Regions from separate parts of the Homo sapiens genome. Here regions 1 and 2 are each linked to region 3. The links are chromatin loops, found by intact Hi-C in ENCODE. Cell type or tissue: endothelial cell of umbilical vein. All regions are shown on one strand. Each heading gives the region's core, and the rest is flanking DNA. Links, peaks and the distances in the headings are about the cores only.

The links. A loop is a pair of places that touch in the nucleus more often than their neighbours do. Peaks named below come from ENCODE experiments on the same cell type or tissue, not always from the same donor. Only the 100,000 strongest peaks of a DNase experiment are listed, where the experiment ranks them.
Region 1: a loop joins it to region 3, with 11 times the contacts of the local background. A loop is called at or near these places in 13 of 110 quality-filtered maps.
Region 2: a loop joins it to region 3, with 8 times the contacts of the local background. A loop is called at or near these places in 6 of 110 quality-filtered maps.

Annotation. Positions count from the first base shown.
Region 1 is chr12:88,390,736-88,396,996 of GRCh38, forward strand. All of the region lies in intron 1 of LOC124902978 (a long non-coding RNA gene), which reads right to left. Among named protein-coding and RNA genes, the nearest start is that of KITLG, 190 kb to the right of the region's middle. In endothelial cell of umbilical vein, for the core only: a CTCF peak has its summit at 2,834 (motif pointing left); DNase peaks (open chromatin) are centred at 1,076 and 2,886.
Region 2 is chr12:88,631,273-88,637,533 of GRCh38, forward strand. No RefSeq gene overlaps it. Among named protein-coding and RNA genes, the nearest start is that of KITLG, 54 kb to the left of the region's middle. In endothelial cell of umbilical vein, for the core only: no CTCF peak of the experiment used is centred there; a DNase peak (open chromatin) is centred at 2,969.
Region 3 is chr12:88,151,508-88,157,768 of GRCh38, forward strand. It overlaps TMTC3 (transmembrane O-mannosyltransferase targeting cadherins 3), which reads left to right. Exons shown (of 14, transcript NM_181783.4): 3 at 1,784-2,002; 4 at 2,781-2,880. Among named protein-coding and RNA genes, the nearest start is that of TMTC3, 12 kb to the left of the region's middle. In endothelial cell of umbilical vein, for the core only: no CTCF peak of the experiment used is centred there; a DNase peak (open chromatin) is centred at 2,644.

The DNA of each region.
Region 1 (6,261 bases), core at 813-5,812, 240 kb after region 3:
TTGTGGCTGTACGTTCACCATGATGCCAGCTGCTGCCCCATAACCACTCTCTCTGTGAATCTCTGTTTCTGTCAAACTAATTAGCTTCTAGTATCCAATAATATTACCTTCTCCCAATGTATTCATGGGTATGAGTGGCTTCTTGCTATTGTTATCTTGTTTACCTCACTAGTTTCACTGCCCTCAATCTGGAAGATAAACATCTGGCAAAATAGGGTTCTTAAAAAGCACTGTTTTACAGAATACTTCGGCATCCTCCTGTTGCCGACCTTGGATCTGAGTCACTTGAAGGAAAGTCTGTTCTCTCTCTGTTCTCTAGCTTTCTAGTAATTTTCTTTCAAATTGTCTCTTGGAATTGGCTTTTCTAAGCCCAGCATTCTTGCTCTTCTGATAACAAATTCCCTCCCTCTTTTCTTTTACAAGACGTTCCTTCTCTCCCTAGTAGTGACCCAAATTGAAGGTATGGCATGAAACCTAACCTTGACCAACCAGAATCCTTTTCCAGGAACTGCTAGGGATGCAGAGGAGAGAGCAATCACCATTTGCCTTTGCCATCCTGTATGTACCGGGGTCTATTTTGTAAAAAGAGCCTGTGAATGGGGCCAACACCAATGGAGGCTGACCTAAAAAATGCCTGATAACATTTTTTATACTAAACTCCTGGATAAATTTGGAAGAGAACAATATTAATACAAAGTACAACCCAACTCATAAAACTCTCAAGTTGTAAAAGTCTTTTCTGACTGATTGAAAGGAAGTTTTGAGTAGAGTGGGAGGAAGGGATGAGTAGGGGGTTGTTGGAGATAAAGTTAATTTGGGTCACAGATATAAAGAATGAGAACACATCTTAGTGTCTGGATGGTTGCTGAAGATGGAGGGAACTTGGAAAACTGAAACCCAGCATATGTTGATTTATCTCCACATTTTCATTTCTGAGTTTCTGGCTCTTTCTGACACTTATGATGTCTGTGGCATCTATTCTTTTTATTACATTGTTACAAGTCTTTCCTAACCCTTTGAAGTCAGAACGCTTTGCTTTCACTACCACTTCATGCTGACATCTGTGACTAAGCTCCCTGGCTGCTTGGGGATTTTTTTTAACCAGATGTCATAAATTACAGAAATGGAGGTTGCCAAAGATTAAACTGATTATCAAACAAATAATGAAACACATTATTTGTGTTAGGAAATAAAATATATCTTAAATGTCTATGAAAGAATTGTTGAAAATGACATCTAAAAATCATCCCTGTTTTTCTTAATTTTTGAATGTGTTGCCTTAGGAGATGTTTTCTTTAACAACAGAGTCATATGGTTTAATGACATTGAACAATTTTTTTTTTTTTTTTTTTTTTTGAGACAGAGTCTCGCTCTGTCACCCAGGCTGGAGTGCAGTGGCGCTATCTCGGCTCACTGCAAGCTCTGCCTCCCGGGTTCACGCCATTCTCCTGCCTCAGCCTCCCGAGTAGCTGGGACTACAGAAGCCTGTCACCATGCCCGGCTAATTTTTTGTATTTTTAGTAGAGACATGTTAGCCAGGATGGTCTTGATCTCCTGACCTCGTGATCCACCCGCCTTGGCCTCCCAGAGTGCTGGGATTACAGGCGTGAGCCACCACGCCCGGCCGTCATTGAACAATTTACTCCATACCATGAACAGATAAATTTCTGACAGAATCTCAGCATCAACTGGAAATTCAGATCAGTAATTTTGTTTTCCAGGTTGCATAAACTTAAGTTAGGCTAGAAACATTCTTGTTCAGGTGCTCTCAGTATTCAGTACTGGGCTGGTCACCTATTATGCTTTAATTTTCTGTATGAATCCCTCATAAACTGTCATCTTTGTCCTAGACATAGTCAGAAAAGTAACATTTGTGCCACCAATAGAGTTCTATTTGAATCAACTAGGACTTTTAAAAGTTTCAGCCACTATTCTGCCCGGAGAATATCAGCTGTTATGTCTTCCCATCCTAGAACCCCTGCAAACATTCCCTAGAGCCCACTTTGACTGTGGCAACCACAGGAGACTGGCAAGACTGGGGAGCTGAGGTATCCCCAAAGATCTGGCTCTTAGCATGAGCTACCCATAGGGCAAGGGGCAATGCAGCCTGCCAAAGTGCCCCTTAGGACAAAGGAAACCTGATTGTGTGTTCTCCCCATCTGATAGCCCTCTCATGCTTGTGAGCAGAAGGTAACTGTGCCCATCCCAGTGAAGATGAGGGCATAGTGCTGATCTCTGAAAGGGAGGAATGTTGTTCTACTTCAGTAGACAGGCAGCACCAGTGGCCAGGAACAGATGTGAAGGTGGGGGGTCTTCTCTTGTCCCCCCATCCACTGCTGTGGATGCAGCCACAGGTTTTCCTACTGGGTATTGGAGTGGGTATACCTGGAGATAGCTTCTCCAGGACTATGTGGGGTTACTAAACCCCTACTGAAAGTGTGCCCACGAGCCCAGGCTTGCACAAAGGGCAGGATTCAACATCCTCTTCCTATGTGGAGTAATGGCATCCCTACAGCTGAATGCTGGCCAGCCACAGAGTTGTTTGGGGCTGAGGGAAGAGGTTCCACTCCAGGCCAATTCAGGGTAGCCACAGGATGTGCATTTTCTGCAGAATTCAGTTCCATTTAGCCTGGAGATAAAGGGCAGGGTCTATCTGAACTGAAGGCTGCAAGCTCTGGGACAGTGGTGTGATAGGGAATTGGATGGGGAACTGATACAGCCCCCTCCTTGCCACCTCTGAGGATACCTCAGAGCATTGTACCATGTGCTCTCTCAACCACCCCAGTCAGGGTAGGTGCTTCCACTGATCATTGGGGTATCTGGGAATGAGCCAGCTCTTACTTGTAAGTGCCACCTACAGGACTGAAAGTTGAACTGCATAATCAAAAAAAAAAAAACCCCACTTACAGAAAGGCATAGTGCTAGGGAATGAGATACGCTTCCTGAGATCTCAGCTCTTAGCCCCACAGAAAATAGTGAGCCAGTTCATATACCCAATGCATTGTTACAACAATCAGCACTTGAGAAAGCCACCACACATAGAAAAGCTATCTATAACCAAGGAATTTATACCAGAACCTTGGCCCCTTGAAAGCATCCAGAATTGAAACCAAGTGATCATATACAACATACATTACAGTCACACCTCAAGGGGAAAAATAAATAAAAATTCCCATCCAAACAAAAGAAAATTCAAAAATAAGAAGAGCAAGCTTCTCCAGATGAGAAATAATCATCATAGAACTCCTGCAGTACAAACAAACAAACAAACAAACAAACAAAAAACAACATTTCAACATCCCCAAAGGATCACATTAGATGTCTAGCAATGGATCCTAATCAAAAATGAGTTTGGATCCTAATCAAAATAAAAACTCTGAAATAAGAGAAAAAGTTCAAAATATGGATTGTAGGAAATCTCAATGAGTTCCAAGAAAAAGTTGAAAATCAACACAAAAAATCAGGAAAACAATTCAGGATATGAATGAAAAATTTACTAAAGACATGGATAGTTTTTTTAAAAAAACAGAACTTTGGGAAATAAAAAAATTATTGATGATATTACAAAAAATAGTTGGAAGCTTTATGAGTAGACTAAACTGAGCAGAAGAGTTTCAGAACTTGAAGACTGGTCATTCAAATTAGCCCAGTCAGACGAAAATAAAGATAAAGAAATGTTTAATAATGAACAAAGCCTTCAAGAAATATGGAATTATGTAAAACAACCAAATCTATGAGTAAAAGGCATTTCTGAGGGAGAAGAAAAAGTAAAAACTTTGGAAAACATATTTGACAGAATAATTCAAGAAAACTCTCCTGGCCTAGCTAGAGAACTAGACATTAAGATACAAAAGCTCAAAGAATACTTGGAAGATTCTCTGCAGGAAGAATCTCATGAAGGCATATAGCCATCAGACTATCCAAAGTCAAGATGAAAGAAAAAAAAAATCCTAAAAGCAGCTAGAGGGGAGCCTCTAATAATCTATAAAGGAAATCTCATTAGACTAACAGTGGACTTCTCAGCAGAAGCTTTATAAGGCAGAAGAGATTGAGGGCCTATTTTCAGCCTTCTCAAAGAAAAAAAAATGCCAGTCAAGAATTTATATAGTGCCAAACTAAGCTTCATAAATGAAGGAGAAATAAAGTCTTTCTCAGACAAGCAAATGCTAAGGCAAATTCATCACCACTAGACCAGCCCTACAAGAAAAGCTCAAAAGAGTTCTAAACATGGAAATGAAAGGACAATGATTTCCATAATAAAAGCACATGTAAGTACAAAGTTTACAGATCCTATAAAGGAATTACACATTGAGATTACAAAGCCAACTAGGTAACAACATTATGACAGGAAGAAAACCTTACATATTAATATGAATCTTAAACATAAAAGACTTAAATTTTCCACTTAAAGATATAGATAGGTCAATTGTATTTAAAAAAACAAGATACAACTGCTTGCTGTCCACAAGAAACCCGCAAAATAAGTGAAGGCCCATAAACTCAAAATGAAGGGGTGGACAAAGATATACCATGTAAACAGAAAACAAACAAACAGAAAAAAGCAGGAGTAGCTATAGTTATAACAGTTAAAACAGACTTTAAATAATCAATAGTGAAATAAAGCAAAGAAAGTTGTTACGTAATGATAAAGAGTTCAATTCAACAAGAAGATATAATTATTCTAAATATGTATGAGCCAACCACCAGAGCACTCAGATTTATAAAACAAACACTACTAGACCTGAGAAAAGAGATGGAGAGAAATAAAATAGTATTAGGGGACTTCAACACCTCAGTGGTAGCACTAGACAGATGACTGAGGCAGAAAATCAACAAACTCTGGACTTCAACGGGACTCTAGATCAAATGGACCTAATAGACAGTTACAGAACATTGCACCCAACAACCACAGAATATACATTTTTCTATTACTTCCCAGCCTTTTGGCTAAGATCAAGTACAGTATTTGTTCTTATCAGAATATACATTTTTCTTATCCATGTGTGAAATATTCTCCACAATAATCTATATGCTTAGTCATAATACAAGCCTCAATAAATTCAAAAAATAAAAATTATTTGAAGTATCTTGGATGACATCAGAATAAAATTAAAACTATACAAATACATGGAAATTAAGCAACTTGCTCCTGAATAAGCTTTGGGTAAATGATGAGATTTAGGTAGAAATAAAAAAAAATTGATATGAGTGAAAATAGAGACACAATATACCAAAACCTATAGGATACAGCAAAAGCAGTGCTATGAGAAAAGTTTATAGCATTGAATGCCTACATCAAAAAAGATTAAAAGGATGTCAAATTTACAACCTAATGTCATACCTCAAGGAACTAGAGAAACAAGAACAAACAAAACTTAAAGCTAGCAGAAGGAATGAGAAAATAAGGATGCAATGAATCATTAAATTAAAAAATTAGTTCTTTGAAAATTTAAACAAAGAACATGTAAAGAAAAGCAATCAGTAATCTTAAAAAATCTTCCAACAACAAAAGATCCAGAAGCAGAGAGATTCACAGTCAAACCTTACCAGACAAACAAAGATGAGCTGGTACCAATCTTACTAAAACTATTCTAAAAACAAAACAAAAAAAATTTGAGGAGAAAGGATTGCTCTCTAACTCATCTACAAAACCACTATCACCCTGGTACCAAAATCAGGAAAAGACACAACAAAAAAGGAAAACTACAGGCCAATATCCCTGATGAGCATAGATGCAAAAGTCCTTAACAAAATACTAGCAAACTGAATCCAACATCACATAAATAAGATAACATATCATGATCAAGCCAGTATTATTATAGGGATGCAAAGGTGGTTCAATATACAAAAATCAATAAATGTGTAAAAAAATCAATATGTGTAAATTCACGTAAACAGAATTAAAAACAGAAAACATGATCTTCTTAGTAGAGGCAGAAAAATCATTCAATAGAATATTTTCTTTATGATAAAAACCTGCAACCAACTAGGCATCAACAGAACATACCTCAAAGTAATCAGAGCCATCTATGACAAACCTATAGCCAACATCTTACTGAAAGTGGAAAGGTTGCATGCATTCTCCCTAAGAACTGGAATAAGGCAAGGATGTCAACTCTCACCACTCCTATTCAGCATGGTACCAGAAGTTCTTGCCAGAGCAATCAGAGAAGTGAGAGAAATAAAAAGCACCCAAATAGGAAAAGGGGAAATCAAATTATCTCTGTTCGCTGATGGCATGATCTTATACTTAAAAACTCA
Region 2 (6,261 bases), core at 715-5,714, 480 kb after region 3:
ACACTTCAATGACCATAAATCTTTGCTGTTTCAAACACTTTCCAGTATTAAGTATTGTCTTTAATAAATTCTTTGCCAATTCGTTATGCAGATATTTTTGTTGTTTTAGCCAAATAAAATGTACATCTAAAAATATAATAAATGTGAATACCTACAATACACCAATAATGTGCTTAGGACCTGTAACACATGGTCTTAAGGAAAAATAAGTCTGTAGACAAGGAATTATAGCATTATTGGTTAGGTACTGTAAAAGAAATATGCACAAAATATCAGAGACTCATAAATTATGAAGAACTAAATTCTAGTCAGGAGGGATGAGATATCTAAGAAAGACTACAGAGGACAGAGGACAGTTGTCAAAGACTCTGGGAGGATAAGGGGAAGAAGAATGTTCTAGTTAAAGGCAACATCATGCGTATAGTGAGTGTGAGGCAGGGTAAGAAGTCCCATGGGGCAGGAGATGAGATTCAGAATGAGGGTTGGACCACATTGATAAGGGCCCGGCGTACCACTTAACCTGAAAAGGAAATGGCTAGGGGCATGTACTAGAAAGATCACTTTGGTAACAATGAAAGGGAATTGACTCTTTCCAGAAAACAGTAATGACAGGAATATCAGTTACTAGTCAATAGGCAGTATAAGAGCCTTGACTGTGGTGACAGGCAAGACAGGTGGGATGCAAGAACTGTTTGAAGACAGTGGACTTGACAAAATATAGTGACCAATGCGGAAGCAAGAAAGGAGGAGCCATAATGAAAAAGGAAGAGTGGCAAATAATTCATTTTTTATTTTGAGAAATACAATGAATAGCATTATTAACTAACAGTATTAATACTAATATAAAACTATATAATATATAACTATATTACATATATTACATATATCAAATTATATAAACTAACATTAAATAATAGTAATTTTAATTTATTATTATTATTTTTAAAGGTGGGGTTTTACTATGTTGCCCAGGCTGGTCTCCAATTCCTGGCCTCAAGCAATCCTTCTGCCTTCGCCTCCCAAAGTTCTGGGATTATAGGTGTGAGCCACCCCACATAATACTAGTATTAGTCAGTATTAGTATTAGTCAGTATTATTAACTAATCTAAGAAAGATGGAAAGATACATTTTGGAAGAATCAAAAATAGTCGGTTTTGGAAAAAGAAACATTTTATTGGGAAGGGCATGGACACAGTTTCAATCTTGGCTCTCTGCTTTATTACTTATCAGCTATGAGAAACTTGGGCAAGCTCTTTAACCTCTTGGATTTTCCTTTTCTTCTTTTAAAACAGGGAAAATTATATTTACTTTGTATATTTGTTGAAAGGATTAAATGACAAAATGTATGCAAAGTGACCAGCACTTTCCTGAAGTATCAGAAGCACTCAGTAAATGTTATTTTCACTTCTAACTTCTCCCTCTTTTGAATTTGAGAAGCAGTAAAGATCCAAGATGTCCATTCAGACAGTAGAGTTGGTGAAAAAAAAAAAAAAGGAAAACTCAGTCAAAGGAGGGACTCAACCAAAAGGTTCCAGATAATTTTTCAAAATTAGGGCATAATTGATTCAAAGTTCTAAATATACATAAATTCTTCTTTGGGATCATATTTAAATGTAAAATTATAGCATCCAATAAGTGTTTAGTGTGACCAAGTCCAGAGAAAGGTAATTTGACTATAATTACTACTCTCATTATTACTTTATCTGTAGTTAGGATTTTTAAATCTTGATCTCTGTAGCTACTTTAGAAATATATACAGAACAGCTTATTTCTGTGGGTGTATGTGTCCAGTTAAGGCAAAATTCATCTAAGGAGTGTTAAAGAAACCAGAGCCACTAATATTAGCCAGAGTAGGAAATGGATTCTAGAAAGTAAATGTGTTCTAAGAGGAGCACATCCAAGATGAGATATAGTTGTGATTGTTTTCTGTTGTGGTAAGATACTGGAACGGAGGAAGGAGGGGATGATAGCATAACCAATATCCAACTGGAAGTTGATAGTGATTTGCAGAGTGAATAAATAGACATGTTTTATTGAGCATTTTGAAATAAGTATATTTTGGACCATACTGTTCTTCTAAGTCATTATTCACTTATGATTTTTTATGTTACAAATTCAAAAAATAATTTTTTCCCATAGAATGTCTGAATATTCTACAGATGACTCAATGCCAGGTTAAATCGGAATAAAGATTTGAAAAACTTTTACCCTTTTTTCTCTTTACTTCCTACCACAAGAGGGCATATATCTCATCTTCTCTTAGAAATTAACAGAAGATATGTAGAATGTGGGTTATTTTCAATCTATTCAGTTGTCTATTCTTTCCTGAGATCTGATTGACAGAAAAGAAGATTCCCTACCACCTCATGGTTGCCTTCAGAAGGAAAAAGTTCTATTTCTAAAAATTCACATTTAGTATAATAAATTTACCTAGTACCATCTAGAGATTTTTTTTCAACCTGTATCAACCCTCTGTATCAAGCAAAGAAGATGAAAAAGATGCCTTTACCATCTCTTCTATCAAATACTTTAGTATCATGTAGTGGTAAACCACCTAAGCGTCAGGCAATGCTGTCTTTCTACTATTCTGCAGTTTGATCAATAAAATGATGTTCACTCTTCCCATAGAGCATCAAGGTTTCACCTGTTATGAGAAAACGGGATCATAACCTTCCCTCCAAACTGGGAAGGAGCTGAGAGACCAAAGAATGGTGCAGACAAGTCCAGCTTGGCAAGTAGGTGAATTTATTAGGACTTACATGTGGGGCACCCCCAGGTGGTAGCAGGACAGCTCTGAAGATCTGCCCCATTTCTCATCTCTAAGCTGCTTTTAAGCAATTTTCTGGCTCTTTGCCTACTGTATATGTATGTGCAATTAAACTGTTTTCCTTGGTATGTTCCCAGCTATGCTCTGGGATGTTTGGGTTCTCAGGGACAGCTGCTGTTTGGCTGGGCACCGTGGCCTTGGCTCACCTCCCAGTATCATGGCCTTGCTCACTTCCCAATATTCAAGGTTCAAGCAGCAGATATACACCCTTAAGTAACCTGGTGGGGGACCCATAACACTGCAATCTACCTTATACCTTAGCTCTTATATTCTTTCTATCAATCTTGTACAAGAGTCCCTGAGTTGGGTGTGAGGGGAAGAAGTATACAGCCCTATAAGGTATAGCCATGGCTTGTGCATACAGGAAACATCTACAGTATACACAACAGAATAAAAACCAGAAGCTAATGACAATTATGATACCTATTAGCAAAACATAACTGCAGTGAGTAGGTAAGGTGTATAACCAATTTGCGAGTGAGTCAAAGAAACCTAATTGGGCTATATCATGGGTTTGAATTGACAAATGATTTAAAGCATTTGTGACATTACTTTCTTCATCAGGGACATAGGTGCAACAGGTAGCACCTATAAGGGTGCATGTTGTTGGGTCTCTGTCATGTTGGCAATTGATCCAGGTCGATGCAATCTCCAATGAGTCTGGGTTGCATTATCTGTGCTGTTGAACAAGCCACTCTAGTTTTATTGTGAGAAAGGCAGAATTTTCCAACGCATACCATTACCATCTGACAGGGTAGGTATTCACATTCCCAACAATCGGACTGGTTGCTGACTGCAGCTGTAGTTGCAGCCCAGTACAGGAAGACATTACCAGCTGCCATGGGTAGCAGGAACAGCAGCCTATGGGCATAAACACAGGTGTTTAATAGGGCCCTTCGTGGATGTATCCACTCATTGTAGCATTACTATTGTTGTATTTCTTCCCATTGGTCCTATTAGGAGGCTGACACAGGCTTCAGGCCTGGCTTACAGTACCACACACAGGCAGAGCCTCCCCAGTGATGAATATTACCCACTAGCATTGTACATTTGTTAGAACTGATGAACCTACATTGACACATCATTATCATCTAAAGTCCATAGTTTACATTAGGGTTCACTTTTGGTGTGATATATTTTATGTCTCTGGACAAATGTATAATGACATGTATCCACTCTTATAGTATTAGACTGAGTAGTTCACTGTTCTAAAAATCCTGTGCTCCACCTATTCATTCCTCCCTTCCATACTAAACCATGGCAAGTACTGATCCTTGGACTCCATAGCTTTGCCTCTTCCAGGACGTCATATACTTGGAATTTTATGGTATGTAATATGTTCAGATTGGCTTTTTCACTAAATAATATACATTTATGCTTCCTCCATGTCTTTTCATGGCTTGATAACACATTTCTTTTTAGTGCCGTGTTATATTATACTGTCTGATGTACCAGTTCATTCATTCATACACTGAACAAGTTTTGGCAATCATGAATAAGACTGCTATAAACAACCATGTGCAGGTTTTTATGTGAACATAACTTTTCAATTCCTTTGGGTAAATATCAGGGAACAAAATTGTTGGATTGTATGCTGCGAGTATGTTTTAATTTTGTAAGAAACTAACAAACTGTCTTAAAAAGTGGATGTATCATTTTGCATTCCCATCAGCAATGAATGAGAGCTCCTGTTGCTTCACAATTTCATCAGCATTTGGTAGTGTCAGTGTTCTGATTTTGACCATCCTAATAGGTCTGTAAGTGCAGCTAGAATCTTTTTTTTTTGCATTTGGATGTCCAGTTGCTCCAGAACCATTTCTTGAAAAACACTATCTTTCTCTTTTGTATTGCCTTTGTTCATTTGTCAAAGATCAGTTGACCATATTTATGTGGGTCTGTTGCTGGGTTTTCTGTTCTATTCTCTTGATCTATTTGTTTATTCTTTCATGAGTACCACACTGTCTTTGTTACTGTAATTTTACAGTAAGTCTTGAAGTTGGGTAGTGTTAGTCCTCCAACTTTGTTCTTTTCCTTCACTTTTATGTTTGCTGTTCTGGATCTTTTGCCTCTCCCTATACATTTTAGAAGCAGTTTGTCAATAGCCACAAAATAGCTTGCTGAGATTTTGATTATGGTTATATTAAATCTACAGTTTTAGAAGATTTTGTTGCTTCTTTTGGATTTTATGCATAGACAGCCATGTTATATGCAAAAACAGTTTTATTTCTTCTTTCCCAATCTGTGTACATTTTAATTTCTTTGCATGTCTTATTGCATTAACAAGAACTTCCAGTATAATTTTGAAAAGTAGTGGTGAAAGGGAACATTCTTGCATGCTTCCTGATCTTGGAAAAACTTAGAGTTTCTCACCATTAAGTATAATGCTAGCTGTAAGTTTTTTTAGGTGCTCTTTACCAAGTTGAGAAAGTTCTCCTCTCTTCCTAGTTTGCTGACAGTTTTTATCATGAATGAATGTTAGATTTTGTCAAGCACATTTTCTGTGTTTAATAATATTATCATATTCTTTTTACTTCTTTAGATTGTTGATATGATAGGTTATATTAATTAATTTTCAAATGTCAATCCAGTCCAGTCGTGAATACCTGCAGTAAATCCACTTGGTCATGGTGTATAATTTTTAAAATTGTTTTTGGTTTTAATTTCTTAATATTTTATTGAGAATATTTATATCCATGTTCATGAGAGATATTTCAATGCTGTTTTCCTTTCTTGTAATGCCCTTATCTAGTTTTGATATGATAATATTGGTCTTAAGAAATGAGTAAGGAAGTGTTTCACCTGCTTCTCTTTTTTTTTGAAGAGATTGTAGAGAATTTGTATATTTTCTTCCTTAAATGTTTGGTAGAACTTACCAGAGAAATCAGCCTTGCTTTATTTTTTTGCAGTGTTATTGATTATTATTTTAACACCTTTAATAAGTATACGTCTATTCAAGTTATCTATTTCTAATACAAAACTCTATTTTGTAGTTTATTCCTTTCAAGGAATTGATGAACTTCAACTAAGTTATCAAAGAACCTTCAACCTGTTTATAATATTTTTTATTATCATTTTCATGTTCATGGAATCAGTAGTGATGACCTTTCTTTCATTTCTGATATTTTATTTGTGTCTTTCCTATTGTATTCTTGGCTAGCCTAGCCAGAGGTTTATTAATTCTATTGATCTTTTCAACAAACCAGCTTATATTTTTGTTTTCTCTAGTGAATTCCTATTTTTAATGTCATTGATTTCAGTTCTAATTTTTATTATTTCTCTTCTTTTACTTGCCTTAGGTTTGCATTGCTCTCCTTTCTCTATTTTCCTAAGCTTGGATGATCAATTTTAGGTATTTCTTATTTTTCAATACATGTTATCAGCGTTGTGAATTTCCCTTTATGCACTAGTTTTGCTGGCTCCAACAAATTTTGATA
Region 3 (6,261 bases), core at 665-5,664:
AGTATCTAATAGGCTGATGATGATTTGTCACAGTGGAATCTGAAATAGATCCCTAATGAGTTATGTGAATAATTATGTTAATAATTGGTCTGTCTGTTAGTTGGTCATCACCTATAGTATATGTATGTCTAATAGTCCTAACTGAACAATTATGTATACTGCAATTCAAAATACATATTCCCTTCTACTTTCTGAGTACATCCTTTCACCTAGAATATATGTTCCATTGTAGCCACAGTGACATTTCAGGTACTCGAAGGGTTTCTAGAGTCCTTTTCTACTTTCTAGTACAAATCATGTCAGTTCAGTACAGTGCCTTAAAAATAGCTTTATATGCCTGAGATGAAATTTGAAGGATGTAAAGGAATTAGGCAAGCAGGAAAGAACATTCTAAGTAGATAGTACATTATGGAGTATATAGTCAGTACAGAGATACTAAAATGTTCCTAATTTCAAGATGAGAAAGATTTATTCTTTGTGTTTCCTAATGTTCCCTACTAAGGATGAACAGGCTTAAGTCTACTTGTGTGCCAGAAAGTTACAGCAAAATATGATAGGAAGTAGAAGAGCAAAGAAGCTGAATATGGATGCGTATATTAGTCTGTTTTGCGTTAGTATAAAGGAATACCTGGTAATTTATAAGGAAAATATGTTTATTTGGCATATGGATCTGCACACTGTACAAGCATGGCAACAGCGTCTTCTTGGCTTCTGGTGAGGCCTTGAAAGTTTTACTACCTGTAGAAGGTGAAGGGGGAGCAGGTGTATCACATGGTGAGAGGGGGAGCAAGAGGGAGGAGAGGAGGTTCCAGGCTCTTTTAAGCAACCAGCTTTCACATGAACTCATTACAGTGGGGAAGACACCAAACCATTCATAAAGGACCCAACCCCAATGACCCAAACATCTCCCACCAGGCCCAACCTTCAACATTTCAACCTCCTCATATTTCAGCATGAGATTTGGAGGGGACAAACATCCAAACTATGTCAATGCCCTTTGTATAAAACTACAAAAAATAACTTTATTAATATTTTATATATATTCGAACTGTGTGTTTTATTCTTAAATCTGGTTTGGTTTTGTGTTAGGGAAAGAAGTATTTCTGATTAAATGTAACTTATAATTTAAAAAGAGATTCAGTACTTTACATGAAATTTTATTTATTACCAAAGGAGAATACCACAAGAATGGTGTCTATTTGCATATTCTAAGAAAGTTTTTACTCTTGTATTACTCTCTGTAATTTGGGAATTCCTAGTTTAATATATTCAGATTTACACATTATGGAGATGTTTTTCATAAAACAGCTAGACAGTACCTTTTTGAGTCATCACTATTTTAATTGAACTGGTAAGCATTCTGTTCTTACATTTCCTTTTGAAGATCTAGCCAGTAGTTACATGAACTTTTGTATTGCTGATAGATATGGAGGCAGGCTTTGGAGAGAATCCTGTGCTCTAACTTGACCAATGCCGGCATTGTCTTTTTTTAAAATTGTTATATTGAAGAGGAATTAATTGTCAAATGTCCTTTTACTGTTAGTTCTCTGACCACTGTATATCCAGGAGGAAATTAACCTTGTTTGTGGCCTAAGGAAATAGAAAAACACAGATTATAAAACTGTATTTTATTTTTGTGTTACTCTTACGACATTTCATATTTTATTGTTATTTCTCAGTAAAATGTAGATATTAATATCTTTAATGGTAAATGCAGTGATGAGCTTTTGTACCCTGTTGGACCAAGGTACTTTAATAATCACTGATCGTTTTTTCCTTGTAGGAGAGAAGCCACAAGTCTTACCGTCCCTTAACAGTATTGACATTTCGCTTAAATTATTTGTTAAGTGAACTAAAACCAATGTCATATCATCTCCTGAATATGATTTTTCATGCTGTGGTTAGTGTGATATTTCTCAAAGTATGCAAACTTTTTCTGGACAACAAGAGTAGTGTGATTGCTTCTTTACTTTTTGCAGTGCACCCAATACACACAGAAGCAGTAAGTAAAACTATGAACTGACTTTTTTTCTTTTTCCTTTTTTACAAATCCTGCACAGTGATTATAATGGTATATATTTTTAAGAAAAAAAAAAATTAACCCTGACTTTAATCCAAATATTTGAAGACTCTTAAATTCGTACAGTTAATTCTTAACTTCCTAGTATGCAAAGTATAACTTCCTACTGTGTAAAATTTTTAAATTTAACATTTTTGAAACATAAACATTTTTCATTCAATAATATAAAATCTGTTTAGAAATATATACATGAATACAGTTCTTCGGTCACTTTTTTTAATGAACAAGATTTCTAAGGACTATTTAAAGTTTATTGTCTTTTTAAACTTTATTTTTCAGATTTATTATGAGATGTAACTTTTTGAATTTATGGTGCCTTTGTATATTAAGAACATTCGTATTTTAAGAAAATATGTAAGAAGTACTTAAGTTCTAGATATTCTACCATATTTACGTGGTTACCATTGGAGAAAGCTGGATAAAGAGTACGCAAGATCTCTCTTTACTAGTTTTGAAACTTCCTATAAGTCTTATTATTATTTCAAAATAAATTTAAAAAAGTATAAACTGTTAAGAGTCACTAATAAATGTCTATTTATGTAAGATTCACAAATTCACCACCTGAGGGCACCCAAAGAATGTTTAAGAAACAAATGTGCACTTGAAAAGTTACGGAAATTAAAGTATTTTTACCATTATATATAGTAATTTTTCAAGATATTCTTTATTAATATGAACCCCCTTCATTTTTCCTTTCTAGGTAACAGGAGTTGTTGGAAGAGCAGAACTTTTGTCATCTATCTTTTTTCTAGCAGCTTTTTTGTCATATACCAGATCAAAAGGACCAGACAATTCCATAAGTACATGTCTCACATTTGATTTTTTTTTAATAGTGCTAAAACTTGATTAAGGAATTTTTATTTACTCCAAGTGCTTCTTATAACACATTATATACCACATTTGGGATTTATCTTTATGTATTGTTTTACTTTAGCATATGTGAAAATATGAAATATGTAACATTGCTAGTATTTAGGAAGTTTGTGTATAATTTATATTTTTATCTTGAGCTAATAGATTTTATATGATCTAATTTTAAAAACCAAATAACCTTAGAATAGAAGAGTTTTAGAGTTAGTCCTAGTTCCATCTTCTGTTATCTATTAATGATATAGATTCCAGTATTTCAGTTGTCTTTGGATAAATAACACCTGGTAGACTGTCATATTGTTTAGGTAAGGTTAAAAGCCTCCTAGAATATAACTTTTATTGTGTGTTGATCATAGCTATTTATTGAGCTCCTACCTTGTGACCTACCCTGGAAAGTGCTTCGAATACATTAGCTCATTACTCTTAATGATTCCTGGCATTATCAGAAAACAAGTTCTAGGCAATAAAAATGATTTTTTTCAAGTGTGGGCACAGTGGGCACAAACCTTTAAGTTCTTGGGGAAGGGGCAGATTTTCTCACTGTAGTTCCAAGGTACTCATGACAAGAAGACTAGTTTTATGTGTGGAAACTGAGGTTCAAGAAACACATGATTTAGCCAAACATCTTAAGAGTGTTCTGGATTTGTAATAGTAGGTTTGCCTTTGCTGCTCTGCATAATGCCTTCTTAAAACAATTTGAGTGGCAGCATAGCATAGTACTTAAAAGCATGGACTAAAGAGTCTGGTTTCAAATTCTAGCTCCACTGTTTATTTACTAGTTCCATTCACCGTAACACATCAGGCAAATTAACCTCTCTGTGCTTAACATTTCTTTATCTGTTAAATGTGCATAATAATAGTCCCCTACCTGTGCAGTGCATCATGTAGTAGGAGGTACTTTTGTAACTAATATGGAATTGCAGACCAGTATCCTCTTTAAGTACCATCCTCACCAAAGCCTGAATGGTAAAGTTAGAAAATACTGTGGCCTACAGGATTATAATCAGGCTCTCAATTACCTGTCTAATCATATCTTCTGCCATTCTTGCCCTAGCTGTCTTCACTATAGCTAGATAGACCTTCTTGCTGTTCCCAAACAGGCAGAGCACCCACCTTTATACCTGCATTTCCCATTATTGAATTTTCTTCCCTTAGATCTTTATGTAGTAGTCTCATTTATACACTATTCTATATTATCAGGCCTCAGCTTAAGTATTTCTGTCTTAGAAAAGCCTTCCCTGTTCTAACTGAAATAGCTTTTCACCATATTATATCTTTTGTTCCAAATACTTGTACTTGGTGCTTTTTAATGATTTCTTATTCTTTACAATTCTAATATCTTGCTGTATTTCCTTAAGAATTACTTATTTGGGCTGGGTGCAGTGGTTCACGTCTGTAATCCCAGCACTTTGGGAGGCTGAGGTGGGCGGATCACATTGTCAGGAGTTTGAGACCAGCCTGGGCCATTGTGGTGAAATCCTGTCTCTACTAACAATACAAAAATTAGCCAGGCGTAGTGGCAGGCACCTGCAGTCCCACCTACCCGGAAGAATGAGGCAGGAGAATCGCTTGAACCTGGGAGGCGGAGGTAGCAGTGAGTCGAGATCACGCCACCGCACTCCAGCCTGGGAGACAGAATCCATCTCAAAACAAAAAAAAAGAATTATTTGAAATTCTTGGTCTGTCTCTTTAAGTAATTCTGATTTAGTAGTATATGTTATTATGTTTGTTCTCTCTGTTTTATGATTGTTGTATCCTTCAGATATTGAGTTGTTTTGGCTTGTGAGCTCAAGCACATGTTCTTCTAAAGTTATAAACTACTGTGCCTGTTAAAGGGAAAGGCCAGGGCCACTCTTTGTTCATCCTGTGAGTCTGAAGGGATGAAAGGAATTATAAACCAGGATATAAAGTTCCAGGTTCCGCAGAGCTGCTGTGGATCACTGTTGTTCCTACCAGTGCTACTAGGCACACTCTCTGTTTTCTTTAAGAGAATCAGCATTAAGAGGCCAGTCCACCATCCCTCTGCATTTAAATGGTAGCTCTGTAGAAGTTACTGCCTAGGAGTGATTGGTTGGTTTGTACCTTTTAAAAAATATCTACCTCTTACCCCATCAAGACTTCTGAAGTGCTCTGCTTTTACCTCTGGAACACCCACTAGCCATTGTAGCTGTGGATTTCTGCAGTAACAGAGTAGAGAGTGATCTACCCAAAGCAGTCAGGAGAGGATAAAACAAAAGTTAAAAAAAAAAATTCCCACTCTTGTCTTCTGCCTTAAATGTAATCCCTCATAACACTCACAGAACCACACATGCTTAAAATAACCTCGAAATGCTAAGGTTTTGTGTGTGTGTGTGTTTTTTTTTTTTTTTTTACAAAAAGTGTCTTAGAAACTATTTTTCCCTCTTACTTACCTTTTTCTAGGGTTGATTTTTGGGGAAAGGACCAACAGGTCAAGCTAGTTCACCATTTGAGCGAAACAAAAACAGAGTAATGTTGTTTTCTATACCTTTAACTTGCATTTCTGAAAATACTCATTTCTAACCTGAAAATACATAGTTTACATTTTTCTTTTGTTTATTGCTTTCTCACAATAGAACGTGACCTTCCTTAGGGTAGGTAACTTTTTCTCCATTTTTTGATCTTCATTTCCTAAAATGATTCCTAGTTTACAGTAGGTGTTTAGTATGAGTATATTGAAGAAATAAGTAAGTGAATGAATGTAATGTATTTTAAATTCTAATTGAAAAAATACTGAAATCTACCTTGGACCTCTCTTTATCCTCTTAACCACTGTGATACTTTGTACTCTTAGTAATTTTACCCTTGAAGCCACAGTTTCCACATCATCTTTGTATTCCCTATTGTATCTAGTATACACTGGCCTGTGCAAAGGTTTTCAAGTTGTAATTCTTTATATTCATTTTAACTTCTATATTCATGTCCCATACCCCTTTTGTAAATATGGTGATCCAATTTCAGGGCTTTACACTTGATTTTTTATTACTTTGGGTTTCTGCTTAAATATCCACTTAAATGTCATCAATATCACTACTCATCTTTCCCAGTGGTACTATTTTTATTTCCCTTCATCCTCTTTTTTTCTCTATAACACTTAAACGTTGTCACCATTTGACAGAGTATATTATTACTTGTCTCTCTTCCCTATACCCTTGAAATGTAGTAGATACTTAAAATAACTGTTTGAATAAGTGATTGCTGAAGATGTGTTTCTTTTACACATGTAGAGTCAGTTTAGAAGCCTGTATTTTGAAATGGGAATAGATTTAAGTGTCCTTAACTTATTTACCAGG